Regions from separate parts of the Mus musculus genome. Here all the other regions are linked to region 2. Evidence: chromatin loops called from intact Hi-C (ENCODE). Cell type or tissue: gastrocnemius. All regions are shown on one strand. Each heading gives the region's core, and the rest is flanking DNA. Links, peaks and the distances in the headings are about the cores only.

Evidence for each region. Hi-C counts contacts between places; a loop is a spot of excess contacts. Peaks named below come from ENCODE experiments on the same cell type or tissue, not always from the same donor. Only the 100,000 strongest peaks of a DNase experiment are listed, where the experiment ranks them.
Region 1: a loop joins it to region 2, with 10 times the contacts of the local background. A loop is called at or near these places in 20 of 42 quality-filtered maps.
Region 3: a loop joins it to region 2, with 5 times the contacts of the local background. A loop is called at or near these places in 4 of 42 quality-filtered maps.

Annotation. Positions count from the first base shown.
Region 1 is chr7:111,239,250-111,246,035 of GRCm38, forward strand. No RefSeq gene overlaps it. Among named protein-coding and RNA genes, the nearest start is that of Gm33098, 32 kb to the left of the region's middle. In gastrocnemius, for the core only: a CTCF peak has its summit at 2,503 (motif pointing left); a DNase peak (open chromatin) is centred at 2,500; H3K4me3 peaks cover 254 bases; H3K27ac peaks cover 286 bases.
Region 2 is chr7:111,178,429-111,185,214 of GRCm38, forward strand. No RefSeq gene overlaps it. Among named protein-coding and RNA genes, the nearest start is that of Gm33098, 29 kb to the right of the region's middle. In gastrocnemius, for the core only: a CTCF peak has its summit at 4,044; DNase peaks (open chromatin) are centred at 3,704 and 4,081; H3K27ac peaks cover 621 bases.
Region 3 is chr7:111,046,540-111,053,325 of GRCm38, forward strand. It overlaps Ctr9 (CTR9 homolog, Paf1/RNA polymerase II complex component), which reads left to right. Exons shown (of 25, transcript NM_009431.2): 15 at 1-64; 16 at 224-372; 17 at 2,725-2,841; 18 at 2,971-3,116; 19 at 3,895-3,966; 20 at 4,406-4,541; 21 at 4,911-5,057; 22 at 5,763-5,920. Among named protein-coding and RNA genes, the nearest start is that of Ctr9, 21 kb to the left of the region's middle. In gastrocnemius, for the core only: a CTCF peak has its summit at 3,285; a DNase peak (open chromatin) is centred at 3,300.

The DNA.
Region 1 (6,786 bases), core at 1,397-3,896, 60 kb after region 2:
CCCCAGAGGTTTGCATTTGAACACGTGGTCCCCACTTGGTGGTGCTGTTTGTGGAGTTTCCGGTGGTACAGCCTTGCTGGAGGAAGTGTGTCACTGGGGGAGGGACTTGCTTGCCATTAAAGGGGTAAGCTCTCAGCTTCTTGCGGCTACTGGATGCCCGTGAACCTTGATGGACTCTTACCCTTTGGAACTGTGAGCCAAAATAAACATTTCCCTCTATACATTGTCTTGGCCATGGTGTTTTATTCCAGCAACAGAAAAGAAACCAACACAGGAGAGACCAGGGAAGGCACTGTAGGTGAAAGCACAGATTTTTGGGTTCTGAAAGGTATGTAGGAGCTCTCCAGGCTGCTTTAGGGAAGGGCATTTCTGGCCTTAGAATAGAGTTATGCTAAAGCTTGGAGACATATCTGGGGAATTGTATTTTGTTTGATAAGAGGAGAAAGAACAGAGAGGTGGCTCCAGAATGCTTTCCCAGAATATCCAAGTTCCCTGATGCAGGGGACCTTTGGCAGCATCCCATGGTACAGCGCAGAAAAACCAAAGCTTTAGAGACATGTGTGGTATTGGATTTGAATATCAATCCTATCCCTTGGGTTTTCTGTGGTTTTCTAGGTCTCTCCCAGCTGTAATCTTCCTGTCATTGAAATGGGTGTAAAAGAATCTTCCTCATGGAAATAGGGATGAAAGGAAGGGTCCACAAGAGTGTCCGGCCGGTATTTAGTACATATGGTCACTTGAGAATGGTATTGCTTTTCTTTGGTTTTTCGAGACCAGGTCTCTCAAACTCACAAAGATCAGCCTTCTTCTGCCTCCTGAGTGCTGGAATTAAAAGTGTGCACCATCACCTGGCTACTGCTCTTCTAATAAAGCTGCCTCGAGGACTCTGTGTGTGCAGACATACATAAATACAGGTTGTTATATAATGAAGGACCTTCCTGGGGCTGGAGAGATGGCTCAGCAGTCAAACGCATAGGCTGTTCCTCCAGAGGACCTAAGTTAGGTTTACAACATCACATTGGGTGGCTCACATGTCTGTAACTTTAGCCCCAAGGGATCTTTTGCCCTCTCAGTCACCTGGACATATGGCATACACTTTTCCACCACTACACATACACCTAAGTAAAATTAAAAATCTACTAAAATAAGCTCCCTCCCAACTATGGTCCAGTACTTCCCCCTAAGCAGTAAAATGACTGTAATGGGCAGTAAATGAGCATAAACACAAACTGAGACCAAACAGCTCTACCGCGAACAGCCAGGCGCTTTAGGAAAAGCACACCCCATCCATTTTATTAGCTGCAGAATTGGAAGCATTAAGACTTCTCTCCAAGGCTTGGTAGGAGGGTCAAATGAGGATAATAAATCTAAAGTGCTTGGCAGCATTCCTTGGTCTCCAACCTATTTTTGTTATGTAGCGTTGCTGTTTGGCATGAGGCCCCGTACGAATGTTCGAGGTTATTATTTTATCAGGTGAAACTTGTGGGTCTGGAGGTTAATGGCTATTTCAGATTTAGGCGCATCTCCCCTTTTCTGCTGACTCTCCGTTGTTGAGAATGGATTTCCAAAGAATGCCTTTATTCCCTGTATTGTCTAGGGAGCAATAGTCTTTTCCTGCTTGTATAACAACTGGGCAAAGCCTGAAGCACCCTCCAGGGTCAACGTAATGCTTTAGTGTTGTCTGTTATAGCAATACTTTCTGTTACACATATTTAGTGTGTGTGTGCGCACACACACACACACACACTCACACACACACACACACACTCACACACACACACACACTCACACACACACACACACTCACACACACACACATTCACACACACACACACTCACACACACACACACTCACACACACACACTCACACACACACTCACACACACACACTCACACACACACACACACTCACACTCACACACACACACTCACACACTCACACACACACACACTCACACACACACACACACACACACTCACACACACACACACACACACACACACACACACACACTCACACACACACACATTACTGTGTGTATGAAGAGGTCAGAGGACACATCTTCCGGAGGAGTTGACATTATTTGGTTCTCTCTTTCCATCTGAGGATCTAACTCAGCTCATCTGACGACAACTATGTTTACATGCTGGGCCATTTTCTTGAGTCTCCCTATGCAGCTCACCTTGTCCTGGAGCTCACTATGTAGACTAAACTAGCTTTGAACTTACAGAGAGCCTCCTGCCTCTGTCTTCTAAGTCCTGGGACTAAAGGTATCTGCCCAGGACTGGATGCTGAGCCATCTTGCTGGCTCTTGATCATAACTTGATGTCCTGGGGGAAAGTATTTTTTTTTTGAAATGGTGAGAAATGTGATTGAACATGACATATGGACGGTGTGTTGTGAAAATTATGTTAGCTGTTAATATGTAAACTAGCTAAAACAGCTCGAGATGTGAGAAATTCTGAAGAAACCATAAATTAAGAAACTTAGGGGCGCCATCTTGTGGAGAGTCCTCCCGTAAAGCAACATATTGGAGAATGTTCTTCTCCAGAACTTTCTTCTTTTTAAAAAGCCAGGGAGAATCCATCATGTGTCCATCCATCTAACCACCCATCCAAATATGCATCCATCCATGTATCCAGTCCATTCATCTAACCACCCACCACCCACCTACTCACCTGTCATTCGCTCGCCCACCCATCCATCCGTCACTTCCCCATTCTCTCATCTACCTATCAGTTCATCCATTCACACAGTAATTCATCTACGCATTCATCCCTTCTCAGAGCATTTATTGTATACTTTCTATGCTTTGGTAGGGACTCTGTGAAAGGAGCCCGCAGAGGGCAATTGTGGGTGTCGAGGAATCTTACTGGAAGGAATCGTACTGTTTTTTGCTGAGATGGAGCAGACAGGTAGAGACAGCTTCCTGATATAAACGGCACCTAACTTGAGATCTGGAGGAAAGAAAGAATGTGATATTTCAGCAGGGACATCTTCTGTGTTCATTACCTCTTACTCCATTAGGTGAGAGAAGAGGACTCCAGACTCCTGACTGGGCTACTTTCCTGTGTACCACACACATGGTTGTTCCTCTACATCCCACCTTGAGGACTGAGGGTGTCTCACAGGCAGTGGTCAGAGCGGTGAAAGGACACTGAAAATTAAATAATAATAAAAAACTAGAGAGAGCTGTGAAGTGAAGCCTGTGATGTGGGTAGACTCCCTTACATGAGACTCATGCTACCTATTAATATGAGAGAGTATTAATAGTTGGCATTATGGTGAGTTTTTCATTTAGTGGAATTTGTGATTGTCAAATCGGCAGAGCTGTGTTAGTGTGGGCCGATGGCCAAGGTCTGGAAATGGCCTCTTTATGTGTGGATAGATACGTAATAGTATTCTTCCTTGGCGATTTTCCTCCATTACCTGTTCCAGACTGTTGCTTGACAAATGTGTTACAGTAAAAGTGTCCAGCAGCAAACCAGTTAAATGGGCCAGCATTTGACCCACATCCACAGGATGGATGGCCTTTTACCAGTCGCTTTATCCTCTGGCCCCTCGGCCGTCATCCGGAATTAACGCTGAGCAGAGCTGATGGTTGACCTAGCAAAGCTTACAGCGGCTTCAGCAGGCTACAGCAGAGGTGTGAGTGCTGTTTAGCTCAGCGCTGTTGTCACCGTGACGCAGCCTCTCTTGCCTTCCCCTGCAGGCCTGTTACCCCTGGCATCAGCCTTGTATTGTGTTTGCAGTATGACTGAGCAGTAGCTCATATCTTCATAGCACTGAGAATAAATGATAGATCAGAGGACCATGAGCTTAACAAAGCCGGGGAGAATGCATCTTCTTGTGGACTTGGGAAATACTCATGCATTTAATACGGGAACCTTGTGCTTTTTTGAAAATCTCCTTGGTATTTTTGACCATATCATATATGTATAGAGTGAATTTTAGTGATTCTCGCCCCTACTCCTTCCTCTTACCCACTCCCCTATCTTAAAGGAGCCCTTCTTCCCAAGTGTCCCTCCTACCTTCATGCCTTTTTGTTTGTGACCCATTGAGTTTAATTAGGGTTGCTTGCTAACCTAGAGCATAGCTGGCGGGTTAATGACTAGGGCAAAGCTCTGCTGCTGGGCATAGACTCTTGGGGAGGTGGGACTTGTTCAGGGGTCCCCTAGCCTGCAATGAGGCTGGGGCCATGGGGTTCTCAGACTCTTGGACACTCAGGAGCATCGAGGAGTAGTGGAAGAGTAAAGAATGGAGCCAGGGCTTGCGGGCTGGGGACAGCACCTAGTCTGGGGCTGGGGGAAAGGGCAGCTCTGGCTTGTCCCAGCAGTGATTTTCCTTAGCTTGGCAGAGTCAGGCTTGGTGGCAGTTGTGGCTGGGAGTGCAGAGAGGCCTTCTATGGGTGAACCAAGCTGCTGATCTGTAGTCAAAAGCCTTCTTCATGGCTCCCCACAGTGAATCTTTATGAAAGAGACTGTCCATGGTTCTAAACAGTTTATTGGTTGTTCATGGCAGAAACTGGATGCATAATGTACCATACCCACTTTTTAGGGTAGACCTGAGATTAAATACCTTTTGCAGGGAGGAATGCCTGGAAAGGAAGCTTATTGGCTAAGCCCTCTGGGCCTCTATGTACCTCATTAGCATGGTGAACCCTGTTTTGGGCCATTGTGACCATAGGTCACATTTCTTTTATGTGAGGAGCATGGCACATGTTCCAAGTCAGGAGTCTGGCAGGGAGCTGGGAGTCGCCTAAGCCCCAGGTGTGTGCCCAGGTCTCAACCTGCTCTACCTTACCAAACTTCCTGGCATGGTTTTACATCTCACAGGGATCAAGAAACCTGGAGAGGAGCCATTCTCATGGCTGGATCTAACTCATTAGATCTGGTGATGATGTAGCTCTGCTTTGCCTTGTCCAGACAAACTCTCATCTTCAGGGACTTACCATGGGAGCTTCCAGAATTCTGTTCTATTTCTGGATAGGATAGCTAACATGGTCAGATGAATCGTTTCCCTTTTAAGCTGTTGGCTCTTTAAGCACTTATCAGGGAAAATGGATGATGGACAAAAGAGGTCATGGAATAAAAAAGAAGCTGAGGATGGAACTCACTGTTGGTAGAGTGCTTGCTGAGCTGGCTTCAGCTGGAGAGATGGCTCAGTGGTTAAGAGTACTGACTGCTCTTCCAAAGGTCCTGAGTTCAAATACCAGCAACCACCTGGTGGCTCACAACTATCCATAATGAGATCTGATGCCCTCTTCTGGGGTATCTGAAGACAACTACAGTGTACTTACATGTGAAAATAAATAAATCTTTAAATAAAAAAAGGAATCCCCGACTTCAAACCTCAGTGTGCCATAAGTCAGGTCTGAGGCTGCATACCTGCAATCCCAGCAGTTGTTAGACAGAGGCGGGAAGATAAGAGGTTCAACGTCATCCATGGCTCTGTAGCAACTTTGAATCTAGCCTTGTCTCCATAATGATAAAAAAGAAAGCAGTTAGTTCACATTAGAAAGTATGCTAGCCACACCCACTGACCAATAGGTGACAAACTCCACTGTTACAGGAACTGATGGTGTCACGTTCACAAAGCTGTAATGCTTCAAGCCTAAATGATGGAACGGATAGAGCACAGTAGAGGGGAAACACTGACAAATTTGTTTGTTATTACAATTAAGTTAGATACATGCAGATATTAAAGCAACTATAATCTCCTTAAAACTAAAACAAATATACACATGGAAGTACAAACACCACCACAGACATTACACTGAGATAAACTTTATAAATGTATAAAATTTTTTAAAATCCATAGAGTCAATAAAATTCAGGTTAATCTTTGTTTAACACAACAGTGACGTTTGCTAAAGCCAAGTCTTTGAGTGCTGTGGAGACCGAGGCTGAAGCAAAGACACGTGATTTGGCTGTGATTTGCTGAACATGGAGAGTGCCACACAGTGACTCAGCGCATTGGTCATTTTCCTCTACTTTGAGCTGCTGCAGGGCACTGTGAGGCCATTTGTCCTTCCCTTGGTGGTGAACACACTGTGGGGAAAGTTCATCTCATTTATTCTGCATTACTACTTAGCTGTGGCAGTTACAACAGAGTTCTATTGGGCCCCAGTGTTGTTGTAAGCAAGCCCGAAGAGCCATCAGCTCAGAGGACTAGAGCTAACGGCAGGTGGACACTGATTATACCTCCTCCAACAATTCACATCCCACACGTGGAATAGAAATTCTGTGTCCAAGTCAGTCATGCAGTTGGTCCAGAAGATAATTGTATTGATTCGATTTAGAATTTCATTAAAATAAAAACACAAATGAAAAAAGAACTCTGTCAGAAGCTCGCAAGGTGGTGCCAGGGAGATGGCTCATCGGGCGAAAGCTCTTGGCACAGAAGCAAGAGGAACTGAGTTTGAATATTTGGAATCTGTATAAAAAGCCAGGCATGACTGTACAAGTGTCTGTAATCCCGGCGCTTCGGTGGGGAAATGAAATCAGGAGACAGGAGAATCCCTAGGCTAGCAGGCTGAAGCACACAACATAAAAAAACAACAAAGAGATCTTGCCTCACTAATAAGGTAGTCACCGGAGTCTGACACCCAAGGTTGTCCTCTGACTGCCTGTATTCACACAGACATGCCTGTATGCATGTCTGTATTCACACATACAAAGTGCAGGTATATGCACATGCCCACATTCACATATTGTATACAAACACATGTACCACATACAAAGATAAGTTAAAAAAAACCATGTTTATGAATTAAGAGAGGAGG
Region 2 (6,786 bases), core at 2,607-5,106:
AGCTGGTAGCAATTGAGCAGCTCTGTAGGCTAGCTCTGTAGTGGCTAGCTTAGCTGGTAGCAATTGAGCAGTTCTGTAGGCTAGCTCTGCAGAGGTTAGCTTAGCTGGTAGAGTACTTGCCTAGTGCACACACACAAGACCCTGGGTTCAATAACCTAGTACCAGGGAAAAAAGCCAGGTTCCAGATCTAGCCTCTGTTATTCATGGAAAGAAAGCAAAAGTGATGTCTTATCACGAAACTGGAAATTCAGGCTAGGGATGTAGTTCAGCCTGTAGAGTGCTTGTGCAGTGTACACAGAGTCCTGGGACTGAGTCTCTTGTGCCACATAACCTAGGTGTGGTGGCTCATGACTGGAATCTCAGCACTCGAGAGACACAGGAAGGCCAATCAGAAATTCTAGGCCAGCCTGGGCTACATAGTGAGTTTCAGGCTAGTTTGGGCTACATGAGCCCTTTTAAAGGTTGATTGAATATTAGAATGAAATAGTGGGCTGACAGTATATATAAGCCCATCATCTGTCATGCTGGGATGCTGGGGAAAATTCTGAGTTAAATATTAACTGAACTACTTACTCAGAAATGTAGTTTTTTTTTTTAAAAAGAAAACCATTTATTTGTGTATTTATTTATTTGAGTATTTATATTTATTTGTGTATTTACATTTTGTACAACGGAGTATTTTTCCCTGCTTGTTTGCATGTGTATATGCCTGGTACTTGACAAAGCCAGAAGAGGGTGCCAGATGTGGGCACTGAGAACTGAACCTGGGTCCTCCAAAAGAGCAGCAATTGCTCTAGACTGCTTAGCCATCTCTCCAGTGTTGATCCCCATCCTTGGCCCCCCCAAACCAAACCTGGTTTTACTATGTAGTTGTGGTGGGACTAGAACTCAGAGAAATCCTCCTGTCTCTCTCTCCCTAGTGTTGGAATTAAAGGCACATGTTACCATGCCAGACAAATGACCCATTTCTGTGAATCCCTCTATTTTATCTACCACTTTACAGCTTAGTGTTTCTTTCCCACCAGCTCCTGGAAGACAGAGATTACATGTCTGGCACACAGAGTAATCGCATTTAAGATTCAAGGGAAATAAAAATGGGAGTAAACTCTGATAAGGTACGGGTGCTGGGCCTCTTCTGGAACCCACCCCCAGGGCTCACAGAGAGCATCCTGTGTTGTGTTCATTCCTGATAGCGTCAAGATGGAGGCGAGGGGCCCAGAGAGCTTGGGGACATGTCCCCTAGGGAGGGGAGGGCTCTGATGCTGGTAGTAGGAGGCCTGGAGGCTGTAATGAGGCCTCTAGAGGTCCAAGGAAAGGGCCCCAAGGTCTGCTGGGTCTGACGCAAGCTCCCAAGAGCAGGGCAGTCAGCTGACCTCCTTTGGAGAGAGGCCAAGGCTGGCTGCACGGAAGAGAGAGTGGGAGGTCTGGGAAGGCAGAGAGGGGAAAAACTAGAGAGGCCAGGGGTAGAATGGAGGGAGGAGGTGAGAGAGAAAGGGAGAGGGGACCTGGGCAGAGGGCTGGGGAGGAGGGGACAAGTAGGAAGAAGAATGGGAAGGGAGTGAAGAGAAGAATCAAGAGCAGGACCAGAGGCACTGAGGGAGCAGGCAGAGATGTGAGGAGAGGCTTGGCCCAGTCCCAGAAAAGAGATGGCTCCAGAGGCCTGGCAACTCCTTCAGCTAATACCACATGGAGGGGCCAGGAGTGGGGTGGGGAGGGTGTTCTCTGTTGCATGGTGAGCATCAGGGTAGGGGCTTCAGGGCTTGACCACTAGGTGGCTGGATTTGAGGAAGGGGATATAGGCCTTGGTGAAGGAGAGGCAGGAGACACGGGGGTTGGGGGTGGGGTGGGGGGAATCGAGAGCAGAGCCAGAGGAGAGGGTGCTTGTGGCTGGGTTCTAGCTGAGAACAGATGGAAAGAGGCATATTTGCTTGCCTTCTTTATTCATATGCTTACTGAGAGGCTACAATATTTTGTACCCTGAGCTAGCCCTCCAGGGCCCCGGCATTAGCACTGTGTCTGTCTCCTGCTCTGAGCAGACCTGCTGATAGAAAGACTTCCCAGCAGCATAGGGCTTAGCTGTGTCTTCTTCACTGCCCGTGTCTTGGTTTGCTTGTCTGTAACATCAAGTTTAGTAGGAAAACCCTTCGGTAGGTCTTATTTAGAGGGTTAATGAAGTGGTTTGTAGAAAGCTAATTGCTCACTGGTATGGAGGGACCATCCTGAAAGGGTTTTCCTTGCAACGTCTGAGCAACTGGGTTGTGAAGGAGGAGGAGGTGTTTGCAGAGCAGGAGCTGAACCTTCTGGGCTGAGGAGGTGGAAACGGCAAGGAGGAGTTTAGGGGAGACTGTTGGGGTGATTGTGGCAGAGGCTGGTTTTGTGTAAGCTTGGGACTGTGGGCAAAGCTCACTAAACACTCAGCTTCTGGGGTTTCCTTAGACCTGCTTGGGCCTCTGCACAAAGCCCAAGTGATAGATAAGGAGGAGACGGTGTGTGTGTGTGTGTGTGTGTGTGTGTGTGTGTGTGTGTGCTTTGTTTAACTCCTCAGAGATTTCTGATGAAGTTGTTCCCACTTGATCCATAGACTTGTCCTAGTTTAGGCCTTCTGGTGGTCAGCTGGATGGATGGCAATAAACAGCTTTATCAGTGTGCAGCCTTTAATTTGACCCTTCTATATCACCTTGGCCAAAGGACACTCCCTCTGGGACACCTTCCCTGATGGCACAGGTCTGTCCCTACTGTAGCTGACCATTGCACTATTCTTACACTGAGAAAACCTGGAAAGCCGTCACAGTTGGTGGCTCACGAGCCTTATTTCTCCCTGTGCCTACTCCTTATACAAAAAGACATGGACTGGAGAGCAGGGGGAGGGAGCGATTTTAATTCACAGTGTGGCCAACACAGGGTCATCGAAAAGGCTTCTGCACCAAGTGCCGCCCGACTCTCCGGAGGGTGACTCTGGGAGAACCCTCATGTGGGTCTGGCTTTTTCTTCCCTGTTTTATTTTGCTCCTTAGGGTCCACTCAGAGTCAGGTGATTCCTAAAGAAACTTTCTGGGCAGAGTTACCTCAGTCAGATCCCTCATGATGCTCCAGTGTGTATGAGAATTTGTATGTGTATACATGTATGTAGATATGTGGATGTATGTGTGTATAAATGTGTGTATTCATGTATGTGTAAACAATGTATGTGTAGTACATATGTACGTGCATGTGTTTGCATGTGTATGTGTGTGAGATGTCTTGGTTAACTTGATTCTCAGTGCCTTGGTTTTGAGGAGGCAGTGAGGAAGCTGGTCTCTCCTGTAGCTGGGAGGAGCGATAGGCACAAATAGCTCATGGTTCTGGCAAGAAGAGGCAAAAGGGCCTGCTTGAAATCTTACTTGTACTGTAAGCTTCTAGACCTACCTGTCTGACCTGCCTTATTTGATTTTTTCAGCTTTCAGCCAGCTCGTAGGCGTGTGTGGCTCCAGGGATCCCTTCCTGTCCAGGAATCCTGTCCTGAAGGGGTGCCTGTGTCAGGGCTGTGGTCAGGCGCTGTGCTAGGCACATTTCCTCAGACACTGTCTCCTTCAGCTCTTAGCAACCTTGGAAATAGTTTCACCGCCTCCATCCACTAGACAGAAATGGAGAATGGGATTCAGGGAAGTTCAGACCCCACAGTCCATGAGCAGCACGGCCATGGCTTAACCTGTCTGTACCACTTGGTGATGGTGCTCTAAGTCACCACGCCGCTCCAGTGGTTCAATGCCCCACTTGCCACTTGAGAACACTAGAATTTACCAAGCACTGACCAGCTCTGGGGAGAGTGGTGGTGAAAGCCTTGACTGAGGGTGGAACATGCTGAGGGTCAGATGCCACCGGAAAGGAAGGCACATTCCATGTGTGTGGTTGCAATCGTCAGCGAACATTGAAGGAAAGGATTAGAAATAAAAATGGTGGTGTTAGATAGTTAAGTGTCAATGTTAGCTTTTCCTCTTGATGTATCCCTAATGTCATAGTATTTACACTACTACAGAAAGGTCTCAGGCTTAATGTCATACTAGTTGTGGCCACATGGTGTCCCTCCAACTCAGTCTAAATCTTTCAGACAGCTGACTCCCTGCAGTCTCCAAGGCAGAACTTTATAGAGCAGAGGCTGCCCTCAACCCTTGAACTGGCTCTGGCTCTGGTGGTCTCTAGCCAGAGAAAGGAAAAGGGACAGACAAGTTTTCTCAGACCAGAGTGGGGCGGTGGCTTGTTTGTTACTAAGAGTCTCAAGAGACAGTTTTGATGTTGAAGGTTCACTGTGAAAGGGACATTAGTGATGGCTCTCTGAAGGAGGGGGCCGGCAGGACTGCAGCTTCCTTGGGTAGTGGGACTGGATCTGTGGGTGAAGGTTGGCAAGGAGGCTGGAGTGGGAGCCAAGGAAAGAGTAAGGACTGTGATGGTATGGGAAGGAGACATGGTGGGTTTGTATGTAGACAAAGCCCACACACCATAAGAAGGTAGATTCATTGACTTAGGTAACTCCCTCTCTCCCATGTATCACTACATTTTCTTGCCAGTCTGGACCCAAGCTGTAGTGTCTCTGAAGATGCTGATGTTCCTGGCTTGGGGAATTTGGAATATAAAGGAATTCCTGTCTTCACACGATCTGCCATTGTTTCCTCGATGATGCTGATGATGATGGTGATGGTGATGGTGATGATGATGATGAAGGCAGGGTCTCCTGTACATACCCAGGCTGGCCTCTAATATCCTATGTAGCCAAAGATGATATTGATGTTCTGATTCTCCTGCTCCACTCCCTGAGTGCTGGGATTACCCGTGTGCCAGCACACCAGTTTATTCAGTGCAGGGGATTGAACCCAGGGCTTTCTGCGTGCAGGTCAGCAGTTTTCCAGCTGAGCTATGTTCCCAACTCCTCTTCTCTCTGTTTAAAGTCCCATGCCAGAACCCAAGTCTTCTCCTCTTGGTGCACCAGGACCCTGGCTCAGCCAAGCGTTGTTTTCAGAACCTTTGGAACATGTGTTTCAAGGCTGAGTTGTAATAGTGAGTGACCATGGGGAAACAGCAGGCTCCTAATGATTTGGTCCGTAGGGATCGACGTTGCCATGATTCCTGTGCTTGGTTTCCTTGGGTTCTCCTGGGTCCCAAGTTTGGTATCCCAGCTTTTCTTTGGTCTCCCAGTGACAGCAAATTTCAGGCTATTCTTAGCTAGAGTCACTACCGTTACTTGCAGTGAGATCCCTGACTCAGGCTCTCTCATTAGAGCAGCCTGGAGGAAACTGGCTCAAGTCAGGTCACACTTGACTGACAGCTGAGCTCTGGAACCAGAGTCTCTGCCTCCCAGAGAAGGGCTCTGCTGTTGTGTGTATAGTCTGTACTGGATATACAGCAAGCTCTCCTCCTCGCTTGGAATAGCCTTTTGAGGATCAGTGCATCAGATCCCCTGAAGCATGGGAGCACACATAATACATAAAGAAAGCTCTGTAGTATTCCCCATCCGCAGTCTAAAACGCTGAAACACTACACGCCCACGACTAACATTTCTCCTAAAAAAAGAAAGCTTTTAGCCCTCTCTACAATTGTAGGTAGTTTTAAAAACGGCATAAGAACTCATATTGTCTTTAGATATATATTGTCAGTTTCCTCTCATTTCAGAAGTTCTGAACTCGCTGGAATGGACTGTGATTTCCTACAGAAATAAGCTCTTGAATTCAAGTAGGTTTCCCCACTCTCCCTTGAAGCCTCCTCCAGTTTTCCTAGGCTGAGGGGGAAGAGGAGGATGGAGGGCTGTAGCCTGCAGCCCTGGGCAGGGAGCTGGCTTTCCTCCTTTATGAAGTGCCGAGCTTCTGGCTCCCTGTGGACATCAGAGTGCCAGAGACAATGGTTCCATCTTAGCAACAGCAGTTACTTTGAGTTTTACCTTTTGCGCCTAGTTTCTTAAGACTATCACAGCAATGAACATAAATGCTACATTATAAAACAACACACGTTTATTAACTTTGAAATGTTTTATGAGGCTGAAGTCAAAGGCTGTGTTCACTCAGGAGGCTCCAGAGAGAATATCATCTTTGTCCCCCCCCCCCTACTGCCCAGTTGTGAGTTTATTTTTAGTTATGTGATTGTGTATGTGAAGGTATGTGCACATAGGTTTTATTTTTTTAATTATGTGCTGTGCTGTGTATGTGTGAAGGTATGTGGTTATGCACACATGAATGCAAGTATCTGTGGCAGCCAGAAGAGGAAATTGGATCCCCTAAAGCTGGAGCAACAGCTAGCTGTGGGTCACTTGATGTGGGTGTTACAAACCAAACTCAGGTCCTCTGCAAGAGCAGTGCCTGCTCTTAACTTCTGAACCAACTCTCCAGCCCTTCCTTTTCATAAAAAAAGTTTTTGCGTAGTTATATGATCTGAAAAACGGTTTATTTATCAGAGATTAGACTATAACTCATTATTCTATGTTAGATCAAAGTGTGAGCATACAATCAGTTTCATAATGTTCTGTTGACAAGATGTGGCCAAATTTATCCAGGCCTTTGCCTAGTTTTGGAAATTTATTCTGATTTTCTAACCAATAGCTGTGGTAAATACTTTTGCATACACGGAGTTTTGCATTTGTTTTTATGGTCCCCCCCCCCCTTCCCCTCTCCCACTTGGGATGAATTTGCAGATGTGGAGTTAGTGGACCGAAGATTTTTATACAAAATGCTTTCTAGAGAGGTTCTATCAATTTTAAAAACACCAGATTCTGAAGATTAGGAGATGGGCACCTATGGGGGATTCATTAATTTGTCTCCTGCTG
Region 3 (6,786 bases), core at 2,072-4,571, 130 kb before region 2:
CTGGCCATCTACAAACAAGTCCTCAGAAATGATGCCAAGAACCTGTATGCTGCCAATGGCATAGGTGACTAGAAGCCTTGGGACCAATAACAATTAGTGAAGTTAATACTTTCAGGGATGTCGGTAGATGAGGTTTTCCTGTTCAGTGCAGCATTTAGTATTGGACTTTGAGTTGTTAGAGCAACAGTCAGGCCTCTTACTGTCAGCCTTTGTGTAACTTTAGGAGCTGTCTTGGCCCACAAAGGATACTTCCGTGAAGCTCGTGATGTTTTCGCCCAAGTGAGAGAAGCAACAGCAGATATCAGTGATGTGTGGTTGAACCTAGCACACATCTACGTGGAGCAGAAGCAGTATATCAGCGCCGTTCAGATGGTAACGTCTTTGCTTCTCCGGATAGTTGCATGTAATGTGGAGCCATGGCTTCCTTAACCTTTCTGGTCCCATCATGGACTTTCATGTCATCTCTGATACTGTCTGCTCAGAAATTTATAAGCATGTAATGACAAAGCCAGGTAGCTATGAGCCGCAATTCCACGGATCCATGCCTCGGGCAGGGCAGATCCTCTGACTGACTTTGCTATCTCTAAAGTGGAAGTCTCTTAACCTCAGAGAGTTTTGAGCGGATCCACTATCAGAAGAACTGGGCACTAACCTGTAGAACAAATATCCGCTAAATGGAAGGTTCGGTATTTATTCCCTCAGTTTCTGAAGTGAACCGTGTTTCAGAACTGTTAAGTGATGAAGTTGTTCATGTCGAGTCTCTCCTTAGTGGCTGACCTTGACCTTGACCCTGTGTTAAAGTGTCTTCCCACATCAGCCTCCCAAGTAGCTAGGATTACAGTCAGACGGCAGCCCTGCTTTACTTGCCTTATCTTAGAATTTTACTTTTCCTTCTATGTGTGTGTTGTATGAAAGCACGCCATGTGGATTAGGATGCCTCAGGAGGCCAACGAAGGCTTTATTCTGCTGGAGCTGGAGCTCGGGCTATTGTGAATCACCTGAGCACAGGTGCAGGGAGCCAAGCTTAAGTCCTTTAAGAGCAGGAAGTGTTCTTCATCACTGAACTATCTATCCTGCCCCACTGTTTATCTTTTAAGATAAAAGAAATAGAAAATGAAAAAAAAAGACAAAAATGGAAACAAGGGTTGTATCTGTAGATTTTGTAAGTTTCTCATGTTTGCTGAGTACTTCAGTGTAAGGAAAAGTATACTCGATGTTTTCAGGACATTAAGAAAACAAAGCTCAGCCGGGAAAAAAAAAAAAGAAAACAAAGCTCAGCCGGGCGTGGTGGCGCACACCTTTAATTCCAGCACTTGGGAGGCAGGCAGATTTCTGAGTTCAAGGCCAGCCTGGTCCACAAAGTGAGTTCAGGACAGCCAGGGCTACACAGAGACAGAGAAACCCTGTCTTGAAAAACCAAAAAAAAAAAAAAAAAAAAAAGATAACAAAGCTCTTGGTGTCTGTGAGTAGAGTACCGTCAGAGCAAAAGAGGCTTCTGAACAAAGAGGACAAGAGTAGTTAGTCCAGGCTTCAGGCTTCACGTACTAAACTGATCAGAGGGATTTGCAGAGCTCAGAGAGCACAACCCAGAGCTTGTGTTCTTAGAGACAAGCCATCCCAATCTGCAGAACCTTAGCACTGCCTTCTAGAATGCAAATTAGCCATTAGAGATAGTCCAGAAAATTACCTTGTCAGTTACCTATAACAGGATGTGTATATGCTTGTGGTCAAAAATGTTGTTTATATAAAAATTAACTCTGGGGGTTAGGGAGATGACACTATGTGTAGAAGTGCTTGCTGCATAGTCATGAGGACTAAGTTCAGATTCCTAGTACCCATGAAAAATATGTTCATTTTCTTAGTGCTGTCAGAAGTGGAGACAGGAGAATCACTGGGATAGCAAAACAGGCCATGAGGGTGGAGGGGTGGCAAGCTCCAGGTGAGAAATCCTGACCATGAGATAGGGCAGCCAGTGACAGCAAGACATATCAAGACATCTGACATCTTCTTCTGGCCCCTGTATCCACCCCTCCCTTCACACACGTGAGATACAGATCTCAGACACACACTAGAGTAAAGAGGTGAAATGAACTCAGATGTTCATTTGCAGGTTGACCAACATACTAGCTGAAGTGTGAGACTTGTATGCTCATTGACACAGATCCCAGAGGAAGATGTTAAGAGTGTGTCACCCAGAGGGCCCAGGTGTGACTTGTCATGGTGGCCATGATGAATTGATTCTGGATTGTGTCCTAAAGATAGGAGAAAGGGGTTTCCCAGCTAAGGTTGAGGCAGGCAGGCAGGCTTAAATCTCTTTACCTTTTACTCAGCACTGGTCCAAATTCCAAGTGGAAAAAGTATTTTGATCCTAGTTTTTCTGTGAACAGATTTTTATGTTGTAAATACGTAAACTGACTAATGTCAGAAGTCAACTCCAGATTAGTCTCTGAAATTAGCCAAATTGGAGTGTCTTTTCAGAGCTTTAAAACTGCTTTGAAATGCAGACACAGCATGAGAATACCTCCCTGCTGTGTTCTGTTGTCGTTTGTTTATTTTTGAGACAGAGTTTCTCTGTGTACTGGCTGTCCTGGAACTTGACCTGTAGAGCAGCCTGGCTGGAACTCAGAGATTGGCTTGCCTCTGCCTCCCGAGTGCTGGGATTAAGGGAACTCGGCAACACTGCCCGGCTCTGCTGTGTTTCTAACCAGCATTTCCTTTCTGTAGTATGAGAACTGCCTCAGAAAGTTCTATAAGCACCAAAACACTGAGGTTGTGCTCTACCTGGCCCGCGCCCTCTTCAAGTGCGGCAAGCTGCAGGAGTGCAAGCAGACTCTGCTGAAGGTAACAGGACTGCATCCGCCCCCGCCCCCGCCCCACCCCCCAAATGGCTGCCTGGCTTTTACTTGTTTACTGAATGCTTTTGGTGGCATTCAGTCATAAGAAGCTACCTGCATTGCTTTCTGTTTACAGGCCAGACACGTGGCACCCAGTGACACAGTTCTGATGTTTAATGTGGCCTTGGTCTTGCAAAGATTAGCTACCTCTGTCCTGAAAGATGAAAAAAGTAATCTGAAGGAAGTCCTTAATGCTGTGAAAGAGCTGGAGCTCGCACACAGGTGAGAGCTCTGAGGAAAGGGGCTTTACAGTGGTTTGTTGCCTTAAAACTGCCTCAGGAGATTAAAAAAAAAGATTTTCCTCAAAAGAAAAATAATAATAATAACCATTAGGGGAAAGCAAGCATTAGAGGTCTAGCTAGCAGTTTAGTTTAAGGTCAAAGCACACAGTTGCCATGTGGTGGCGCCATACTCCAGGCAGAGTCCAGGCAAGTCAGCCTTGAAGCCTGATTCCTAGAGCTGCCTGGCTGGCTGTGGGCTCTCGGGGATTTTCATTCACCTCTCAGCAGTCCGAGCCAGTGTTTTACACTTGTGAGCTGTTTCGTCTCCACTTGTGTTGGTTTCATGTTCTGTTCCAGTGTGTCTTTATGGGATGTTGATTTTCATCAAGCTAGGATTAAAGATCTTATCACTTACTGCTTAACAGATTTATTCAGCTCAGTTCAAATGTGTTTAACCTTATAGGACTTAGCAGTTCAGTGTGTGGTAGATGAAAGCTCCCATCTCTGATGATCAGCTGTGCTATTGTTCATCTCTGTTAATGTTTCTTGCCTCATCTGGTGAAGAGTAAGTGCTCTCGTGACTTCTGCCCCACCCACCGTGCTGACACAGTTAGTTAGAAAGTTTAATGTTTACTACCTGTTGCTATGGTTATTTCTTAGTTTACTGACAGTATTAACTATATTTTACCTTTCTTGATGAACTTCTGTTTATTAAACAGGGCCTTAATATGAGGATTGAGTGAAATATCTTTTATCTTCTATCTTCTTCTTCCATTTAGGTACTTCAGTTACTTGAGCAAAGTTGGAGATAAAATGAGATTTGATTTGGCCCTTGCTGCCTCTGAAGCCAGGTAATGCCCTATTCACAGAAGGTGGCTTGGGGGTGGGGAGCGGGGGACGGGGAGTAGGCACGTTGGGTGTGGATTAGGAGAGTGTGACCATAACAAAGTGGTCCTGGCCTTCTCGGGGCCACTTATTCCCTCACCCACAACACCTTTTCAGATTTCAGGAAATTGATGTAGTCTTCTTAGGTTGTTGGAAAGTGCTTTCTCTTTCTGTTGTCTTTTTGAGGCATGGTCTTGCTCTGAAGCTAGACTAGAACCAGGATCCTCCTCTCATGCTACAAGCACAGGCCTGAGCCACCACACAGCTAAGAAATACGTGGCTGCTTTTCTCACGTTATGTCCATGAATCAAGACAGGAATTCTGAGTTGGGGAACTTGGAACAGTGACTTTAAGGAAAGCAGGTGCTCTTAACTGGATATTATGTCTTTGCATCTGAAATATTAGGCAGTGCTCTGACTTACTGAGCCAGGCCCAGTACCATGTGGCCCGGGCACGCAAGCAGGATGAGGAAGAACGGGAGCTGCGGGCCAAGCAGGAGCAGGAAAAGGAGCTCTTAAGACAGAAGCTTCTCAAAGAGCAGGTGCGTCTACACTGAGCTCAGGAGGGCGGGTGCCTCTGTGTGGGAGGAGCTAGCCCTCTGTCTTCTCTACACTTGTTTAGTTCTCTCTTCTTTCCTTTCCTTTCCTTTCCTTTCCTTTCCTTTCCTTTCCTTTCCTTTCCTTTCCTTTTCTTTTCTTTTCTTTATGATTTTTTCGAGACAGGGTTTCTCTGTATAGCTCTAGTTGTCCTGGAACTCACTCTGTAGACCAGGCAGGCCTCAAACTCAGAAATCCGCCTGCCTCTGCCTCCCAAGTGCTGGGATTAAAGGCATGTGCCACCACTGCCTGGCTGTTTGGTTTATTATAAGAACATTTTGATCAATTCCCATATATCCCCTTCCCCCCATTAGGAAGAGAAACGTCTCAGAGAAAAGGAAGAACAAAAGAAACTTTTGGAACAGCGTGCCCAGTATGTGGAGAAGACCAAAAATATCCTTATGTTCACTGGCGAGACTGAAGCAACAAAGGAGAAGAAAAGAGGTGGAGGTGGAGGGCGGGTAAGATCTGACCCACTGTCTGCAGCCACCTCAGAGGCTGCCTTTGAGCTTTCTAAAACGAAGAGCTTAGTTTAATTGGCTCCGTACTTACTTCTTAACCTTGACTTCCTCTACCAAGGGGTAGTCTTCTAACACAGATCGCAGTGTCCGGTGTGGGCAGTGGTCCCTGCTTTTGTGGTGGGTGTGATGCTTTGGGTGAACATGGGCTCAACACACGTACTCTGCAGCTCTTACACTGCCGACTTGAGCAAGCCAGGTAGTCCCTGCTCCCATGGGAGTGTGACTTACAGGGTTTACAATGAGCATTCGGGAGAACTGGACTTTGAATCATGGTCTTCTCCCAAGCTGAGGCATCTGGTTTGACGTTTGGAATGTGATGCAGGGTAGCTGCAGAGACCATACCTCCCTCCCAGTCAGCTCCATGGTCATGGGGGTAAACAACCAACACCTTTCTGCATTCCCAGAGCTAGGGTGGGCTAAATGCCTTTTAATTGAAGGTGTGCTTGCCTTGTGCTGACTTCTCAGGAAGTTGATGACATCTCATGTCAAGTGCAGAAAGTGTGGGCCTAGCCAAGCCCCTCTTCCACATGACTTAGTAAAAGCTCTTCACTTGTCAGAGACCCGCAAGAGCGCTCTCCGGCCTCCTGCGCCCTAGCTGTGCTCTCTCTGCCTGGAAGTGCTGATGTGGTCTCCTTGGGTCCATAGCGTTCCAAGAAAGGAGGCGAGTTTGATGAATTTGTCAACGATGACACCGACGATGACCTCCCTGTATCCAAAAAGAAGAAGAGAAGGAAGGGCAGTGGCAGTGAACAGGAAGGCGAAGAAGAGGAAGGTGGAGAGAGGAAGAAGAAGAGGAGGAGAAGGTAGTGTCCTCATTACTGTTTAAGCATCTACAAAGGCGAGAGACCTTTTGCTTTGTTTATAAATGCTTTGCTTTATTTATAATCTTCCCAAATTGCCTCCCTGCTTTAGCTTGTTTCAGAATCTCGAGCATTTAATTTACATGTGTCTCTAGGTTAGTCCCTGAAACAGCTGATAGTCACAGTGTCCTTTTGTTTCTTGAATTAGGGTTTATGTATCCCATACCAGCCTTGAATTTACTGTGTATCCCAGGTTGGCCTTAAACTCACAGAGATCTACTTGTCTCTGCCTCCAGAGCTCTGGGATTATTGGTGTGCAACACCATTTGCAGTTTTCTTTTCTTATAATGTATTTTGGACACAGATGTGAATTGAGCAGCCTGGGTGGCAGCTTCATTGACTGCATGTGCAGTACTGGCCGTCACTGAGCCATTCCTCTCTGGAATGTGAGTGATGGATGTGAAAGTGCCCTTTCACCACCCAGTGCCATCTGTCGCACGCTCTCCTGCCTAGGAGTCTTCTTTCGGCAATTTTCTCAGACCCGTCCTTCCTGTGCCTTCCTATCCTTGAGAAAGAACCTATTGATCCATTCAGATCATCACTTGTGTAGCTGTAATGAGGATCTTGGTAGCAGCTGAGAGGAAGGAAAAGTAGGGGAAAGATTTGGAGATCCAAAACATAGGTTCCTCACTCAGGCACTGAACCTTGTGCAGATGGCAGTGTAGATGGAAGAGGGAGCCGCATGGTGACAGGGTAATGGCAGCTGTCACGCAGACCAGTCCCTGCAGACTGTAGAGCCTGTGCCCTTGAGTGCATAGTATAGCTGAGTATCAGTGTCCATACAGAATGGCACTACTGTGATGGCAGTG